Regions from separate parts of the Homo sapiens genome. Here region 1 is linked to region 2. Evidence: read pairs that join two places in POLR2A ChIA-PET (ENCODE). Cell type or tissue: Caco-2. All regions are shown on one strand. Each heading gives the region's core, and the rest is flanking DNA. Links, peaks and the distances in the headings are about the cores only. Region 1 overlaps CASC15 (cancer susceptibility 15). Region 2 overlaps CASC15 (cancer susceptibility 15).

Region 1 (5,385 bases), core at 87-5,086, 290 kb before region 2:
CCGCCTGCCGGCTAATGATCAGAGGCAGTAATTTCTAAGCACATAATGCTGGATTTCAGATGAGGCGGCAAATTGTTTTTATTGGCATTTTTTTCCTAATATAAAAATTCTCAATCTAGATCTAAATTAATGAATGTCGTTACATCTTTGTTCCACAGTTTCTCTCTTAAATTCCAAGCTCTATGCAATCCCTCTTTTTGTCCACTTTCCAAAAACAGCAGGCTTTCCCTAGGACTCGATGATATTCAACTCCATGAAGCAAATGAACCATTCTGCAAAGTGTTTTCCCTCTTTCCCTCCCTTCTACTGTCCAACATTTGGGCATTTTGTAGCTTATCAGAATCTTTATCCAGCAGGACCTTTATCAAGCAAAAATTTGGACTAGAAGGGGTAAAATCAGCTGTAAGAAGAACCCATCAAAAATATTATGGTATAGCGTGTTCTGTTGATTTTGTTCTTCTTGGTTATTATTGTCTCAAAATATATTATTTGTGGAGTTAACTGTTATTCTATGGAGTAGTCAGAGATGAAATATACTGAAATCCATATGGATTTTTGTAAGAGAAAAAGGAAGAACACCTCTTGACAATAAAATCAATGATAGTCGGTTTCTACTTCTATATTGCTATGAACTTTATGTCTTTATACCTATTTCTGGTACACTCCCCAGGATTTCCCATTTATTCATTCATATGTTCAGCATGTAATACATGTTAGACATAGTACTGGATCACAGAAATAGAAGTCTACAGAAATCACGGTCCCTGCACCCAAAAAGCTCAATGTAGTACTGAGTTTATATGTTCAAAACATTTTAAATTAAAAAAAAATTAATGAAAAAGAGGAAGGTTGGGAGTGGAAGAAAAAGGAAAAAAGGGAAAGGGAAAAAGGAGGAAATCACAATACTAAATTGGAAATACACACTTAACAGAAAGTAAAAACAGGAGGGAATCGCTGAGAACATTCTAGGGCAGGAGGATGTTTGAGGGGAGCTGCAGGCCAGACTTGGCTGAGAGTAGCAACTGAAAGGAGTCGTGGACAGAGACGCTCACCTACTCACCTGTTGAGTTAGGAGGGTAGGAATGCAGGAAGGACAGAGGCAGGAAACAACAGTTTGGAGAACTTCTGTCCCAGGCTTGAAACCCTCTTTATAACATTCCTCTCCGTCACCTTTCACATCTTCACAGTCACTAAGTCCTGACTTTTCTGGCTTTGAAATCTCACATCAGCCCCATCTTTTCTCTTCCTGCTGGTTCCGCTCCAGCAGGGGGACTTCCTTATGTACTGTGTACTGCAGAGGTGGCCCCCAACCGTGCCCTGTGCTCTACGTTCTCCACCTCCCAACCAGCATCCCACCTATCGGGCACTCTACTGTCTACACCATCTTCTGAAAATTGCACTTTGCATGGCCAGTTGTCTTCAGGTGAAAATCTGAATGCACTCACTTGGACTCAGTTCAGGGACCCCTATAATTGACAACAATCTCATTATCAAAGTTATGCTTCAGCGGTTGGCTCCATTTTAAGGCAGTGGTTTCATTGCCTGACAAATGGACAAGGCTATAAAATAGGGACCACTGGCTGGCTGGGCGTGGTGGCTCACACCTGTAATCCCAGCACTCTGGGAGGCTAAGGCAGGTGGATCACCTGAGGTCAGGAATTCAAGACCAGCCTGGCCAACACGGTGAAACGCCGTCTCTACTAAAAATACAAAAATTAGCCAGGCGTGATGGCACACGTCTGTAATCCCAGATACTCCAGAGGCTGAGGGAGTAAAATCACTTGAGCCTGGGCGGTGGAGGCTGCAGTGAGCCGAGATCATGCCACTGCACTCCAGCATGGGCAACAGAGTGAGACTCTGTCTCACAAAAATAAATAAATAATAAATAAAATAGGGACCATTAGATTAACTATCTTATAGGGTTGAAAATTAAATAAGGATGTATGCACAAACATAGCACAGTGCCTGGTACTTTGTAAGCCCTTAATGAAAGGGGTGGTGGGGGGAGAGGAGGAGAGGAAGGAGGAGGAGAAGAAGGAGGAGGGGAAGAAGGAGGAGGGGAAGAAGGAGGAGGGGAAGAAGGAGGAGGGGAAGAAGGAGGAGGGGAAGAAGGAGGAGGGGAAGAAGGAGGAGGGGAGGAAGGAGGAGGGGAGGAAGGAGGAGGGGGAGTGGTTTCTAATTTTAGATTCTCCCCTAAGATTGCCCTGCCTCCTTCTCATTTCCTCTCCTCCTCAAAACGTCCAATAATAATCTCAACTCCACCACAAAGCTCTTTTTAGCCCACAGTAATTCTCCCTTCTGGGAGCACAATTCAGTACTAATTTTATCCATTCATTATTAACCTGCCAAAATTTAATTCTCCTCTTAATAGAATCTCCTTTTACTTAAAGGAAGAATAACCATCCTCGTCGTTTACCCAAGCAAAATGATCACCACTCTGCATTCCACAAACGGGTTAATCTCAATATTAACCTGTTAAATTGCTCTCAAATACCCCCTTCTTTTCATTCCCATTTTCCAGAATATTCACTTAACTAGAGGTAAATTAATACAGATTTTCTTTATTCACTAAAATTACAGATAAGTCTCCATGGAGAACTTAATCATGATATTTGACATCACATGACTGTTGTAAAGATTAAATGCAATAATATGAGTAAAATTTGTAAACTATCTTTAAATGCAAACATATGACATAACATTGAGGTGTTTTCGTTATGGCTATACAAAATTTTCAGTAGCTTGATCAAAAACTTCTGATAAACAAGAGTTCAAGATGGCACAGGTTAACAGCAACTTGGCATTTGAAATTATTGAACATAGCATCAAGGTATCAAAACATGTAGGATTAGAGTGCCTTAAAGAAGTACTTCAACTTCTACTTCAATATAATGGGCTAGATTAGATCAGACCAACCTTCCCAACAGCGAGCTAAAATAACCAGGAAAATAAATCGTTAAAACAGCCTCTGCTTGAAGGTATTAGAGGACTATCAAGGTACAATGATTTGAAAGGTCATGACTGTGGAGAGAAGGGAGCCTGACATTTGACTTCTCTTTAACCCACTTGCTGACTCTATTGCAGACAGTGGAAAACTAAGTTGAACAGGTTTATTTCAGCTTCCGAGAGCAGGACAGGCAAAAATCAGAGTTCATAGCCTGCTAAGGGAAAAAGGTCCTGCAACCCCCACTTTCAGCTGTGATTCCAAAGTGCTAACCCAAAGAAGTAAGCATAAACCAGAAGCAGCCCTCACAAAGACTAAAGCCCATCTTCAGAACAGTTTAATCCCTGCACAGATCAAGGTGATCCATCCTTACCCTGTCCGCCCAGCCCCAGAAGAAAAGGAAATCCACATCACACACAGGTAAAATTGTCTCTATATTTTAATACACAATGCCCAGCATTCACGCTTATAAAAATAAGATGCTTATTTTATAAAATAAGAATTTTGCTTACAAAAATAAGAATTAACCAAAAAGCAAGAGAAAAGAAACAACAGAAACAGACCCATAGGGAAGTAAGATATTGTAGTTAACAGAAGGAGATTTAAGTATAAACTGTGATTTATATGTTTAATAAATCAGACAGCAAAACTAAAGGATTCCATGTAAAATGAATCAAAAGGAGCACTCTATAATTTGAAATATAACTACTGGTAGGAAAATATTCAAAAGATGGGTCCAGCAGCATATCGTATACAGCTAAAGAGATAAAAGAAAAATGAATAATATGTAAGAAAATATCCAGATTAAAGCATGGAGAGAAAAACAGAAAGTAACGTGGAACATAGTTTCATACACATTTAATTAGAATCCCAGAAAAGAGAAGAGAATTAGGTAAAAGCAATACTAAAGGGATAATAGGAGAGAATTTTCCAAAATAAATTTCTTCAAGCCGCAAGTAAAAGAAGTGCTACAAATATTGAGTAAGGTAAATAGAAGGAAATCTATACCTAGAACATTATAGTTCAAAGACAAATGAAATTTCAAAACTACTGGAAAAGAGAACATTTTTTAAAGCTGTCAGGGATGGCGGTGCTTATGGGAAGAGAGTTTTCAAATGGCAAATATAAGACTCTCAATGGAAACATGGTAGCCAGAAGGTTTGATATCAGAAATGATATCTTTAATGCACTGAAAGAAAATAATTTCCAAGAATTCTATGCCCAGTGAAAATACTTCTTAAAAATAAAGGCAAGATAGAGTCCTTTAAATAAAGTCAGAGGGATTGTATCACCAGAATACCTGAACTGAAGAAATTCAAAAACGACCTTTTAGGCAGAAGAAAAATAATCCCAGATGAAAGCTTGTTGTACCATTCTTCCCGCAATGAGTGTTTTTAATTAAGTAGATGTGACAAAGTCAAATTATAGATCTGAAGACTAAAGAATACCTTTAAGTTTCTACTTACTCTGTCCTGTTCAATATTTGCTTAAATAACTTGAATGGGCCGGGCGTGGTGGCTCATGCCTGTAATCCCAGCACTTTGGGAGGCTGAGGCAGGCAGATCACAAGGTCAGGAGATCTAGACTATCCTGGCTAACATGGTGAAACCTCGTCTCTACTAAAAATACAAAATGATATCTTTAATGCACTGTACAAAATAAGTGAAAAATAGCCAGGTGTGGTGGCTCACACCTGTAATCCCAGCACTTTGGGAGACTGAGCCGGGCAGATGATGAGGTCAAGAGATCGAGACCATCCTGGCCAACATGTTGAAACCCCGTCTCCACTAAAAATACAAAAATTAGGTGGGCGTGGTGGCATGCACCTGTAGTCCCAGCTACTTGGGAGGCTGAGGCAGGAGACTCGCTTGAACCCGGGAGGTGGAGGTTGCAGTGAGCTGAGATCACGCCACTGCATTCCAGCCTGGCGACAGAGCGAGACTCCATCTCAAAAAAAAAAAAACGTGAAAAATAAATGTTAAGGGAACTTAAAATGGGTCCTTTTATTTTTTTTTTTTATTCTTTTTGAGACAGCTAAATTGCTGGGCGTGGTGGCGGGTGCCTGTAGTCCCAGCTACTCGGGAGGCTGAGGCAGGAGAATGGCGTGAACCCAGGAGGCGGAGCTTGCAGTGAGCTGAGATCAGGCCACTGCACTCCAGTCTGGGTGACAGAGCGAGACTCCGTCTCAAAAAAAAACAAGTAAAATAAAAATAACTTGAATGGCATTTAATAGAAAATAAACACAGAAAATGTGGAAATGTTAATATGTTAACTAATATTTAAGATTCAAAAATATGCTCCAATATACCATAAAAACTAAATAACTCACTTTTATTGAAAAATTCTTTAGGATTTGAAGCTCCATATTTACCTACATGTTTCCTCAGAATACTCTGCATTCCAAACCATAAAATCTCTGTCCTTCCCTCAAGACACATTTT
Region 2 (5,385 bases), core at 124-5,123:
TTTTGGGAGTTCCTTAGAGATAATGACGCCATCCATTAAAATCTGACAAGTAAAACTCTTGAACACAGACGGATTTCACCGTCATGCCGGCTTCTCAACTGCTGCTTGCAACACAATCTCTCCCTCTGAAATCTAAAAACACCAGCAGAGGGCCGGGTGCGGTGGCTCACCCCTGTAATCCCAGCACTTTGGGAGGCCGAGGCGGGCAGATCACGAGGTCAGGAGATCAAGACCATCCTGGCTAACACGGTGAAACCCCATCTCTACTAAAAATACAAAAAATTAGCTGGGCGTGGTGGCAGGCACCTGTAGTCCCAGCTACTTGGGAGGCTGAGGCAAGAGAATCGCTTGAACCTGGGTGGTGGAGGTTGCAGTGGGCTGAGATTGTGCCACTGCACTCCAGCCTGGGCGACAGAGCCAGACTCTGTCTCAAAAAAAAAAAAAAAAAAAAAAAAAAAAAAAACCACCAGCAAAGTAGACCATCCTCTTTTTAAGCCTCATTAAATGTTTGGGTCTCAAGATACAGTCACAGTATTTGCAGAATAAGAGTAAGTCTCAAGGTGAAACTAGAAAAATTATCAGGGTGAGTGGGAGCTCTCAAGGAAACATTCTCTCTTCCTGGTTTACATTACTGATCCCTAATATCTAGTGCAAAGTCAAAAGAGCTGCATTGTGCAATTTACTAGTTTGATAACTTGAACTGGACATTTTGCTGAACCCCAGTTTCTTCGCCTATAAAATGAGAATGTTACTAACAGCTATTATATGGAATTCCAGTGAGAATCAAATAAGATGATGCATAAGATACTGCTGCACAAGTACTTCTGTAATGCTTCTCTACCACTTCTCTGAGAAAAATAGAATACTGAACTATAAATTTTAAGATGTATACTTCATATTCACTAACACCAATAATTAAGAACCTTGGCCAGATATGGTGGCACACACTGTAATCCCAGCACTTTGGGAGGCCAAGGTGGGTGGATCATCTGAGGTCAGGAGTTCAAGACTAGCCTGGCCAACATGGCGAAACCCTATCTCTACTAAAATTACAAAAATTAGCCAGCCATGGTAGTGGGCACCTGTAATCCCAGCTACTCAGGAGGCTGAGGCAGGAGAATCGCTGGAACCCAGGAGGAGGAGGTTGCGGTGAGCCGAGATTGTGCCACTGCACTCCAGCCTGGGTGACAAGAGTGAAACTCTGTCTCAAAAAAAAAAAAAAAAAAACCTTTAAATTTCTCTTGGTTTTCCTTATTTCTAAAATGAAATAGTCTACAATGAGAGAACTACTGGAGTTGTTTGGGTTAAAAAAAAAAAGTCATGGCCTGGCTTGGTAGCTCATACCTGTAATCCCAGCACTTGGAGAGCTGCAGCAGGCAGACTGCTATTGCTTGAGCCAAGGAGTGCCAGACCAGCCTGGGTAACATGGTGAAATTGCGTCTGTACAAAAAATACAAAAATTAGCTGAGCATGGTGGTGTATGCCTGTAGCCCCAGCTATTCTGGGAGGCTGAGATTGGATAATACCTGAGCCGGGGAGGTAGAGGCTGCAGTGAACCGTAATCACACCACTGCATTCCAGCCTGGGCCACAGTGACTTTGTCTCAAGACAAAAAAAAAAAAAAAAAAAAAAGACACTACGTAATCCAAAATACTAGGATTAAAACCACAGTTTCAAAATTCTATCACAGTCTGTAATGGTACCAACTCAAATTTGAAGAAAAAATGGAAAGTCATCCCATTAATTTAAGACAAGTGTCACAGAAATCCATTTCAAACATTATTTCCCCCACAATGATCTGAAGCTATGCATAAATTATCAAAATTATCTATGCATGCATTCCAATTATAAAAATTTTGGCTTCAGATATTCAGGGACTTCTAAGCATGAATTGCTTGAGACCATATCACTCTACTGATCATAAACATGTTGACCCGCATGTTCTGGATTTTCCAACAGAGGGTACAACAGAGTATCAATATCCCCCTACATGGTAGATTTACCTATCCTTACGCATGCATACCTCACAATAAAAGACATTTACATAAGAATAAGGTAAGACTATGAAAATACAGTCTTTTTTTATTCCATCCAAGCTCAAATAATTTTTCTCAAGTTGCTGCCAAGTTGCCCAATACTTAACCTTGTCTAAATACCTTTCTACATCCTAAGCCAAGGATTTGGTGGCTGTTAACTTACACTTAACCAAGATTATGAAAAACTGTTGCTGGGATGCTGGAAAAGTTACATGTTGCCTCATAGAAAAGGAATGCTGGGGCTTAGCAACTGCCCATGGAGTCACTTACCAAAGCTGTGCTTGTTTTGCTCTTCGTTTGGACAGGTTACTTTTCAGAAACTCTTTTAATTTTTATTTATTTATTTTGTAGAGATGGGGTACCACTATGTTGCCCAGGCTGCTCTGGAACTCCTGGCCTCAAGTGATCCTCCCACCTCAGCTTCGCAAAATGCTGGGATTACACACATGAGCCACCATGCCTGGCCTCAGAAACTCCTACTATGTTAGTCATAGAATACCTTAATAACCTAAATTCCAACAGAGTGGATTGTTTCCATTAGAGTTTGTAACTTCTAAAATCATGATTGTGGCTGGGCGCGGTGGCTCACGCCTGTAATCCCAGTACTTTGGGAGGTTGAGGAGAGAGGATCACCTGAGGTCAGGAGTTCAAGACCAGCCTGGTCAACATGGTGAAACCCCGTCTCTACTAAAAATACAAAAATTAGCCGGTCATGATGGCGGGTGCCTGTAATCCCAGCTACTCGGGAGGCTGAGGCAGGAGAATCGCTTGAACCAGGGAGGCAGAGGTTGCTGTGAGTCAAGATCAAGCCATTGCACTCCAGCCTGGGTGACAGAGTGAGACTCTGTCTAAATAAATAAATAAATAAAATAAAATCATGATTGTGACATACACACAGCATCTGGCTCCAATCTGTATGTTTAAATCAATAATCCAAGCTTACCCTGACGCATGGACATATGAATGCCTTTGCTGGGTTCGTATCCAATAGCCATCCCCCTTCAACTGTGTTCTGACACTGGGCACTGATAAGCATTATGAGCCCCTTCCCGGGCCTGGGGTGTTAGTTGACCAGTCTAAGCCTCTCAGATGTGTCTGCTTATCAGTGACTAGTGTTTGTCATGGGCTACTGTAGTTACCCTGGGAAGTCCTCTTGTAGACTTCTGCGAAAGTTTTTCCTCTGACTCATAAAAGGCCAGGATTTGGAGACACTGAAACCCTCATATATTGCTGACGGAAACCTCCAACCTGTAACATGGTATTGTCACTTTGGAAAACAGTTTGGCAGTGTCTTAAAAAGTTGAATATAGCCGGGTGCAGTGGCTCATGCCTATAATCCCAGCACTTTGGGGGGCCGAGGTGGGTGGATTACCTGAGGTCAGGAGTTCAAGACCAGCCTGGCCAAAATAGTGCAATCTTGTCTCTACTAAAAATACAAAAAATTAGCTGGGCGTGGTGGCGGATGCCTGTAATCCCCAGCTACTCAGAAGGCTGAGGCAGGGGAATGGCTTGAACCCGGGAGACAGAGGTTGCAGTGAGCTGAGATGACACCATTGCACTCCAGCCTGGGCAACAAGAGCGAAACTCCGTCCCAAAAAAAAAAAAAAAAAAAAGAAAGGAAAAAAATAGTTGAATATAAATTACCATACAATCCACAATTCAACTCCTGGGTATCTACACCCAAGAGAAATAAAAACGGGTGTCTATACAAAGACTTTTTTTTTTTTTGAGACAGAGTCTCGTTCTGTTGCCCAGGCTGGAGGGCAGTGGCATCATCACAGCTCACTGCAGCCTCGACCTCCCGGGCTCTGGTGACCCTCCCACTGCAGCTTCCTGGATAGCTGGGACTACGGGCATGTGCAACCACACCCACCTAATTTATTGTATTTTTGGTAGAGATGAGGTTTCACCACGTTGCCCAGGCTGGTCTTGAACTCCTGGGCTCAAGCAATCCACCAGTCTCAGCCTCCCAAAGTGCTAGGATTACAGGCATGAGCCACCATGCCCAGCCAATACAAAGAGTTATGCACATATGCTCATAGCAGTATTATTCGTGGTAGCTGCAAAAACGGAAACAACTAACATATCCATCACCTGGTGACTAGACAGACAAAACATGGTATGTCCACACGATGCACCACTACACACCAATGAAAAGGATCAAACTACTGATACATGCTATGACACAGACTGATCTCATAAACTTTATGGTGAGCAAAAGAAGCCAGGCAAAAAGGCCACACTAATTGTAAGATTCCACCTCCATAAACTGTTCTGAAAATGTAGACATATATAGAGATAGAAACTAGTAGTTACCTGTGACTGGTGGATGGGAATAGAAATTGACCACAGTGGACACAAGGGATCTTTAGGGAATGATAGAAAGTTCTGGAAATGGGGCCGGGCGCAGTGGCTCACGCCTGTAATCCCAGCACTTTGGGAGGCCAAGGCGGGTGGATCACGAGGTCAGGAGATCAAGACCATTCTGGCTAACACGGTGAAACCCCGTCTCTACTAAAAATACAAAAAATTAGCCAGGCATGGTGGCAGGCACCTGTAGTCCCAGCTACTCGGGAGGCTGAGGCAGAAGAATGGCGTGGACCTGGGAGGTGGAGCTTGCAGTAAGCCAAGATCACGCCACTGCACTCCAGCCTGGGTGACAGAGCGAGACTCAGTCTCAAAAATAAATAAATAAATAAAATAAAAATAAAGTTCTGGAAATGGTGAAAGTAGTACAATTCTATAAGTCTCCCCACTCCAAAAATCATCAAATAGTATACTTAAACGTGTGCATGTGTGCGCGTGTGTTTGTATTCAGACAAATATTCGGCCGGGCAAGGTGGCTCACGCCTGTAATCCCAGCACTTTGAGAGGCCGAGGCGGGTGGACCATGAGGTCAGGAGTTCAAGATCAGCCTGGCCAAGATGGTGAAACCCTGTCTCTACTAAAAATACAAAAATTAGCTGGGTGTGGTGGCGGGCACTTGTAATCCCAGCTATTCAGGAGGCTGAGGCAGAGAATTACTTGAACCCAGGAGGCAGAGGCTTCAGTGAGCCAAGATCACGCCACCGCACTCCAGCCTGGGCGAGAGAGAGAGTGAGACTCCATCTCAAAAAAAAAGACAAATATTCACCGTTTCTTTCCTAGGTCCAGGTTACCAGCTGACCAGGAACCATGATGTTACTGATCTGCTGAATTAGCCAGTCCTGGAACAGCTATACTCTGAATTCCTTCAAGGTGAAATGAACGAAACAAAGAAAGAGGGAAGGAAGGAAGGAAGGGAAGGGAAAGGAAGGGAAGGGAAGGAAGGGAAGGAAGGGAAGGGAGGGAAGGGAGGAAGGAAGGAAGG

Evidence for each region. ChIA-PET counts read pairs that join two places held together with the same protein. Peaks named below come from ENCODE experiments on the same cell type or tissue, not always from the same donor. Only the 100,000 strongest peaks of a DNase experiment are listed, where the experiment ranks them.
Region 1: POLR2A ChIA-PET joins it to region 2 with 7 read pairs; 3 of 35 experiments call an interaction of 5 or more read pairs at or near these places.

Annotation. Positions count from the first base shown.
Region 1 is chr6:21,962,056-21,967,440 of GRCh38, reverse strand. The region is part of intron 5 of CASC15 (cancer susceptibility 15); the gene reads right to left. Among named protein-coding and RNA genes, the nearest start is that of NBAT1, 180 kb to the left of the region's middle. In Caco-2, for the core only: no CTCF peak of the experiment used is centred there; no DNase peak of the experiment used is centred there.
Region 2 is chr6:21,676,975-21,682,359 of GRCh38, reverse strand. All of the region lies in intron 2 of CASC15 (cancer susceptibility 15), which reads right to left. Among named protein-coding and RNA genes, the nearest start is that of CASC15, 13 kb to the right of the region's middle. In Caco-2, for the core only: no CTCF peak of the experiment used is centred there; a DNase peak (open chromatin) is centred at 3,099.